Linked DNA regions of Homo sapiens: region 2 is linked to region 1. A link is a contact called in ENCODE Hi-C or POLR2A ChIA-PET data. All regions are on one chromosome and are shown on one strand. Each heading gives the region's core, a stretch centred on a gene start or an enhancer-like site at or near the end of the contact. The rest is flanking DNA. Distances are from core to core; before and after follow the strand shown. Region 1 holds the start of ALDH1L1 (aldehyde dehydrogenase 1 family member L1). Region 2 holds the start of CFAP100-DT (CFAP100 divergent transcript).

What was found. Hi-C counts contacts between places; a loop is a spot of excess contacts on that map. ChIA-PET counts read pairs that join two places held with the same protein, here RNA polymerase II (POLR2A). Pooled maps may share reads with other maps.
Region 2: a pooled map shows a loop between it and region 1 (2.6-fold over the local background). The contact joins the promoter of CFAP100-DT here to the promoter of ALDH1L1 in region 1. A Hi-C loop is called at or near these places in 12 of 168 maps with a recorded cell type or tissue (A673, Calu3, GM12878 and 9 more), 4 of 37 single-sample maps with no recorded cell type and 20 of 50 pooled maps. POLR2A ChIA-PET finds 5 or more read pairs at or near these places in 3 of 52 experiments (GM12878, K562 and PC-9).

Annotation. Positions count from the first base shown.
Region 1 is chr3:126,179,284-126,183,000 of GRCh38, reverse strand. It overlaps ALDH1L1 (aldehyde dehydrogenase 1 family member L1), which reads left to right and starts at 2,415. Exons shown (of 23, transcript NM_012190.4): 1 at 2,415-2,525. It overlaps ALDH1L1-AS2 (ALDH1L1 antisense RNA 2), which reads right to left and starts at 2,936. Exons shown (of 2, transcript NR_046383.1): 1 at 2,457-2,936. RefSeq lists enhancers at 1,246-1,999, 2,000-2,755.
Region 2 is chr3:126,393,341-126,397,136 of GRCh38, reverse strand. CFAP100-DT (CFAP100 divergent transcript) reads left to right here and starts at 2,339. Exons shown (of 2, transcript NR_103789.1): 1 at 2,339-2,838. It overlaps CFAP100 (cilia and flagella associated protein 100), which reads right to left and starts at 2,228. Exons shown (of 17, transcript NM_182628.3): 1 at 2,159-2,228; 2 at 1,088-1,195. The coding sequence starts at 1,136.

The sequences.
Region 1 (3,717 bases), core at 1,166-3,665:
AGAAGCTGGACATTTTCACAGCCCAAGTTATGGTTCCTTTTTATTTAACAATCCTTCCTTTGGCTTATGTCCCTTCTCTCACATTTTAGTATAAGCAGCAAGAAGAAGCCAGGAGGAGGCACCTTCAACAATCTCCTTAATGAGATCCCCCAGTTCATCTGGTACATTTTCTACTTTCCACATGATTTCGGAACACTTTCTGCTTAAAATTCCCTCCTCTCCTGCTCCATACCTCTAAGAGTATGGATTCCTCTCTGATTTCCTAATACATCTTTTTGGGGTGTCTAACCTCCAAGCCATTGTTCAGTGGTTCCTGTCGCCCATCTGCCTTCTCAATTTTAACTCCCAAGTTCAGAACACACCACTTTCCCATTGCAGGCCCCTAACACTCAGCCAGTTTTCCTACAGATTATATGGCACACCTTCCACACACAGGGCATGCATTCAGCCCTGGGGACTTCCCAGGAGAATAAGCTAGTCTTCGCCATCATTGTCCAGAGACATGTTAATCAAGCAATCCCAGAAGCAGTGATAAAATTGCAGTTGAAGGCAGGGTGCAGTGGCTCATGCCTGTAATCTCAGCACTTTGGGAGGCTGAGGTAGGTGGATCATCTGACGTCAGGAGTTTGAGACCAGCCTGGCCAACATGGTGAAACCCCGGTGAAACGTCTACTAAAAATACAAAAATTAGCTGGGTGTGGTGGCGCATGCCTGTAATCCCAGCTACTCAGGAGGCTAAGGCAGGAGAATCGCTTGAACCTAGGAGGTGGAGGGTCCATTGAGCTGAGATTGCACCATTGGACTCTAGCCTGGGTGACAGAGTGAGACTCTACCTCAAAAAAAAATAAATAAATAAAGTTGAGAGAGGTTCATGAAGAAAAATTACAGGCCTCTCTGTGATCACATAATGGAGGAATCTGTCCTAGTAAGGCTGAGGCTAGGGAAAGCTTCCCTGAAGTCATGGCATTTTAGTAGGAACTTCCTGAAGAATGATGGGGGTTCTCTGGACAAAGATGAACGGCACATGGAAACTTTATGAGTCGAGAAGTTCCACAGATATGAGGGACAGCAGGGAGACCTGCAGGCTGGAGCCTAAAGAACAAGGGGACAGTGCCTGAAAGTAGGCTAAGTGGATCAGCAGGCACAGGCCACCTCAATCCTGGGTGCCCATACTGGCTTATGTGAGCAAAATACATGCATTAAGCCATTCAACAAACATTTATTTAGCAACTGCTACAAGCCATCACTGTGTATTGGGGATACAACAGTGAATACATCTCACAAATTTCCTGTCCTCAAAGAGCTTACAGTCTAGTGGGAGAGACAGACAATGAACAAACAAAGAAACAAGGAAATATCAGATATACAGTTAAGTGCTGTGAAGGAAATAGAACAGGGTGATGTGGCAGGGAGTGGCTGAGGGACTTCCTTAGTTTGTGTGACCTGGAACAGCCTCTCTAAGGCTCTGCATCAGATATCTGATATGTGATACCATATGGGAGCAGGCTCTGAAAGAACACTACAAGTAGAGAGGTAAAGGCAGGGGCTGCAGCAAGCCTGATGTGTTCAGGCACTGAGCAGAGAGAGGGCCAGGTGGTCGGGACTTAGCGAGAGGGTCGCCTCAAAAGAAGTGAGGCTTAGCAGGGCACGGAGCAGTGCGGCCGCAGGTGTGGTGGGAAGGGTGTTCCAGGAGAAGGAGCCACCTGGACACAGGCTTGCAGTCATGAAACAATACGCAATTATCACTCCCGGCATTCTACATGGCCTTGCCTGAGACCGGGCTGGCCAGGATCTCTGGGAACCAGGAGGAGGGGTCTGCGGCACCAGGACTGAGTAGAAGGGAGAGAGTGGAGAAGGGGAATTGCAGAGAGAAAACCAGGGGCTGTTTTTCTCTCGGAGAGGCGGGTAGGCACTGGGCGGGCAGAAGCGCCGCTATCCACCCGGATGCGCAGCTGCTAAGGGGCCGCCTCTGCAAGCGGCTGCAAATTCCCGGAGGGCAGCGTCTCCTTTCGCTCTGCTGTGTCCGTAGCACATGGCAGGTACTTGGCCCATCAAGAGTGAGAGAGGGTGAGCGAGTGAGTGAGTCACCGGCTTGGCGAGGGTCTCCTCTGACCCACTTAGCCTTGCCAGCGCTCAGAACTGCCAGCCCTGCTGGGTGCTTGGGACTTTTCAAAGCCCTGGGAATTCTCCAAGGGTCCACAGTAAGTCTTCTTGACCTAAGCGGGAAAGAGCGCAGGCCCCTGCGGGGTTGGCTTTTACATGGCATTTATAGACCCGCCCGGAGAGGGTGCGCTGCGCTCCCGCCATAGTCCCACCACCGGTGAGCGCCGCCCCCACTCGGCTGACTCTCCGCCCGCCCCGCGCCCCTCCCCTCACGGGCTCTGGCCTTAACCAGAGCTCGCGGACTGGCGGGGACAGGTCCCACCTCCTGGCTCCCAGGACGGGTCTGCACCAACCTCAGTTTCGGGGCTGCGGCTCACAGAAGTCTAACCTGCCCGGGACGCCCGCACCAACTCCTGCGCGCGGTGAGTTTCTGGGCTCTCGAGAGCGCTGGACTCCCGGCGGAAAGGAGGCTGCCCCGGCTGCAGCTCCGGGGGCTCCGGGGGCTCCAGGGGCTCCAGGACTCGGTTCTCACCGCAAGGGCTCCTGCGGGGCCCATCAACTTCGCCGCTGGGACGCCGGGCTCGGGGTACGGGTCCGGAGTTCTTTGGAGCAATTGAGGCTGAACCTGGCCAGGGGTCATCAGGCTAAATGACCGCAGCGCCAGGACTGGCCCGCCGAGGATCTGGCCGGCCGCGGTGGTAGGGCCCTTACGGAGCTGGCGCCAACCTGTGGGGTGGGCACTGCTGGCCCGGCTTATGGAAGAGAAAACTGAGGCTCGATAAGAGAAAGGGACCAGCGAAGGCGACGCGATGATTTGTGACTGGGGACTACCTGTTTCCTGGGCCCCTCGACCCCATTCTGTGACAGGGAAAGGTCTTCCCTGATTGGCCAAATCTGGGGGCCTGGCACGAGGGCCTCTTGTGATTGGAGGGGTCGACGTGAGCGCTCAGGGGCTGCGCTGGAGTCCCAGCTCCAGCCACTGCGCTCAAGTGGACGGTCGCGCGTGCAGAGGGAGGCCGGATAGCAGACCCCACAACGTGGCTCCTGGGGCCCCGCTATCGAGAGCTCAGGCCCCGCGGGCACTTGCCTAGGAGAGGAAAGAATCTTCCCAAAGTGCAGACAGAGACGGAATTTAATCAGGAGTCCCAGACTTGGAGTTTGGAGGCATGGGCTCTGGTGTCAGGTGACTTTGTTTCCTCCCCACGCCTCCACTTCTCCTTGACCTTGGGCAAGTTTCTTGTGTTCTGAATCTTAGTTTCTTGTCTCTAAAATCGGGAGGGGCAATGAACAGTAGTGCCTGCCTCCCAAGATTGCTTGAGAATTACATGAGACTGCCCCGCGCCTGGCCCTAGGAAACCCTCGGAGAATGTTGGCTGCTGTTTGTTTGTTTGTTTGTTTGAGACAGAGTCTCGCTCTGTCGCCCAGGCTGGAGTGCAGTGGCACGATCTCGGCTCACTGCAACCTCCGCCTCCCGGGTTCAAGTGATTCTCCCGCCTCAGCCTCCCGAGTGCTAGAACTGCATTCATGGGCCCCAGGGCCCTAGCACCAGAACAGAGGGCCCAGAGCTGCAGTCCTGCAGGGTGGCCCAGCCTCACAGGGACTAGAAGCTGGGTC
Region 2 (3,796 bases), core at 1,090-3,589, 210 kb before region 1:
GGGTTAATTAAAAAAATCAAGGTGCAGACAGGGTTTTCATTGTGTGATCTCCGTGTAAGAAAAGAACAAACCTCATCTACACACATTTGCCTGTATGTGCACTGAGCTGGTAGCCTAGAAGAGACAGGGGACAGTGGCCATCTCTAAGGAAGGGGCACTGTATGCCTTTGACAGGGTGGGAGAGGCTTTTCACAATGAGGGGCTTTTAACACACTTTTGAATTTTGAACCATGGAATACTATGCCTGGTCAAAACCAAATTAAATTCCAATAAAAAAGCTGAAGGGCCCCAGGTAGGCCTGGGCAGCCTCCCTCAGCGTCGCCCTGTGTGAGATCTTGGCAAATGCATGCAATTCCACTAGGGCAGGCATGTTTCATCCAGGGCCTAGCGCCAGCTGACCACCTCCTTGGAGCCCAGCCTGGCATTTGTGGTCAGAGGGGTGCTGAGAGAAGCTCACCTTCACGGTGACACCTTCCTCATGGTCTGTTGTGGGTTGAACTGTGTCATCCCAATTCGTATGTTGAAGTCCCAACCCCTACTGTCTCAGAATGTGATCTTGTTTGGAAATAAGGTCTTTGCAGCTGTAATTCACTAAGCTGAGGCCATTCTGGAGCGGGGTAGGCCTCCAATCCAATGTGATGGGGTCCCTGTAAAATGGGGAAATTTGGACACAGACACACACAGGCAGAATTCCACATGGGCAGGAAGGCTGAGATGGGAGTGATGCTTCTACAAGCCAAAGAGCACCAAGGATTGCCTGCAAAGCTCTGGAAACCAGGAGAGAGGCCCGGAATGGGTTCTCGCTCAGAGCCCTTGGAGGGACCTAGCCTTTTGGACAACTTGATCTCAGACATCCAGCCCCCAGAGCTTGAGAAAACAAATGTCTGTGACTCCAGCCCCCCAGTTTGTGGTGGTGCTTTGTTACAGCAGCTGCAGGCAATCCATATGCCTTGTTTCAAGGGAAGTAGGCAGATCTATGACTCCTGCCTAGTGTTTGGTTTAGAGCTACCTTAACCTGTGAGGGAGCTGGACAGGCTCCGAAGCTGCCCCTGACCTCTGAGAGTGCCCACCCTGGCCCGGTACTTACTGTCATTGGTCATGTTCTTGGAGACTATAGTGGACGGTATCTCAGACATCTTGGCTGAGGCCCAAGAGGTTGATGCAAGGCTTCTCCTCTTCTAAAGGAGATCCTCACCTGAGGAGTGACACAGTGCTTGAGCCTGGTGGTCCCCAAGCCCAGAGCTTCCTTCCCCCTGGGTGGCTGACAGCCACCGACATTTGCTGAGGGCTCACCTTGTGGGGACACCTGCCGGCTCCCTGCCTCTCCCACCCGAGGGTCCACTCTCACCTCCTGGACTTGGCTCTAGCTGCCTACTTTTTCTGTGCTTAGAACACATCAATCTTGGCCTCAAGCCTTTGCATTTTCGGCCTCCTCGGCCAAAAAATATTCTCCCATACCCAGCTGGGGGTGCTGGGCTTCCTTCTCTTCAATTCCGAGCTCAAATGTCACCTCTTTAGAGAGACCTCTCACCATCCCATCCAAAGTGGTTTCTTCCTCCCCACCCCCATGTGGCCTTTATTTTCTTCTCTGCAATTCCCACTATCTGATTATCACTTTAAAAATCCATTCGTTGTCTATTTCCCCCTAAAATGTGAGCTCCATGAGAACAGGGGGGTCTTTTCTGCTCATCCAAGCTCCTGACATACCCTTGGCACTTCTTAACTTCATCCATTGAATGAATTTTCATTTTTGCAGGGGAGGAAGCAGAGATTCAGCGAGGTGTCCAAAGTCACAGTCAGGAGGGGCTGCCTCTGGAAAGGGCCCCCACTCTAAGCTTGTGCCATTCCTGCCGCATTCCTGCTGCAGCCCCCTATTGGGTGAGCCTGGGGTTCGCAGGGTCGCCTCCTAACACCCGCGCTCTGCAAGGCCCCGAGCCACACAGCGAGGTGCACAGGGATGGTAGGACAGATGGGGTGGATGGTAGATGGGTGTGTTTCAAGCAAGTGGCATGCGAGCGGGCAGCCTTGGAAGGCGCCTTGCAAGTCCGCTCCCGGCCACGCGCGCCCCTCGGGCCCTGGTTTCGCACCCCTGCCGCCGCCCCCACGCGCCCTCACGGACCCCGCGCGCCCCCTCTCCCCGGACCGCGAGCGCACCCACCGACCCCGACTGCCCCGGCTCGCTCCGAAGCCTCCGCGCTGCAGTTCTCAGCTCCAGGAGCAGGGCTCTTGGGTTTACGTCTCCAAGGCAACCATTCTTCAGGCTGGCTGTGACGCCACAAAGGCCGCGGAGGCTGGGCGCTTGAGGGCTGGGCCTGCGGGCCGCGGGACAGGGAGGGCGCGGGGCCGGGCTGCTGGGTCCGAGCTCTGGGCACGATGTCCTCCCTGACGCCGCCAGGACAGCGCCTGGCCCAGGCCTGGGCCTGGTGAACGCGGGTTTCTTCCTCTGAGGTTCAACACTCCGCACTTGGGTTGGCTCCTTTCATCCTGATTGGTTTATTCGCCACGTGCCAAGCACTGAAGAGGGCGTGCAGGATGGATACTTTTGGAGCAAAAATAGCCCTGCTTCTTTCCTGGGGAGGGATCGCACTTTCTAGAGGGGCGGTTTTCAAAGTATGGTCTCAGGACTAGCAGCATCGAAAATGCTGGGAACTCGTTAGAAAAGCAAGTTTTCAATCCTCGCCCCAGAATCAGAAACTCGGGGTGGAGCCCAGCAATGTGTGTCCTGACAAGTCCACGCGCGACCCCAGTGCTGGCTAGGGTTGCAAAGCCACTGCTCTACGGAGCGAGCGAGATCCATCATAGTGGGACAAGCGAGAGGATGAGGCCATACAGACCAGGGCAAGTTTTGAGCGCGCAGATCCACCAGCTGCTTGAAGCCAGGGGCACCAGGATGTCTGGTCCCCCAGCTCAGGGATCCTGTCTCCCCACAAAAAGCAGCAGCAGAAGACCCCTCTTTGAGTTCTGAACATGTTCCTAGATTTTCCCAGTATCTATGGGGATTGAGAGATTGATAAAGGCTGCTTGGAGCTGAAAGCACAGTCAGTGACTCATCTTTTCAGGGACATTTAGGGGCTTCTGGGGGGACTCTGGAGCAGTCTGCAGCCCAGCAATGTAGTCCCAGTGAGGATCCCAGCTGTGCCAGGCTCTGCCTAAGGCCGGTGTAGTGGGTGGGAAGACCACATCCACAACAGGAACTCCATTGGAGCTGGGGGTGGGAGTGAGGAGGAGCTCCCAAGATGGAAGGAGCAGGGATCCCTGAATCTTCGCTGGTAGAATAGTGTCCCAACTTGCAATATCCACAGTGGGCTTTGCACAAGGGAGGAAGAATGTTGTATTGTGTTAAGCCACATATGTGATTTGTGCATGTGTGCATGTGCACATGTGTGCACATGTAGTGTGTGTGTGTGCATGTGTGCACGTGTGTGTTCGTTACAGCTGCTATTGTCAAATGTGCTGAAAGACAAGTTGTCCCTTTACCCTTAGGAGAGAGGCTCCTTACACTGACATTCAAAGTCCTCAATGACCCGGCCCCAGCCTACCTCTGCAGCCTTATCTCCCTACAAACCATCAAAGCAGAACAAAAACCTGTCCCTCCGATTTAGGTTTTAGCAAACCACAAGAAGCACTTCATAAACTGGTGACTCAAGTAGAAAAGTAAGTGTTTTTGTAATGGTTTATCTAAATACAAGGTGCTCTAATGAGACTTTTAGGAAGCTAGAACATAAGTGACCCAAAGAGAACAAAGGTACCCAGGCTCCTGCCCATTCATTGTCATCAACAGATCAGTTTATGAACA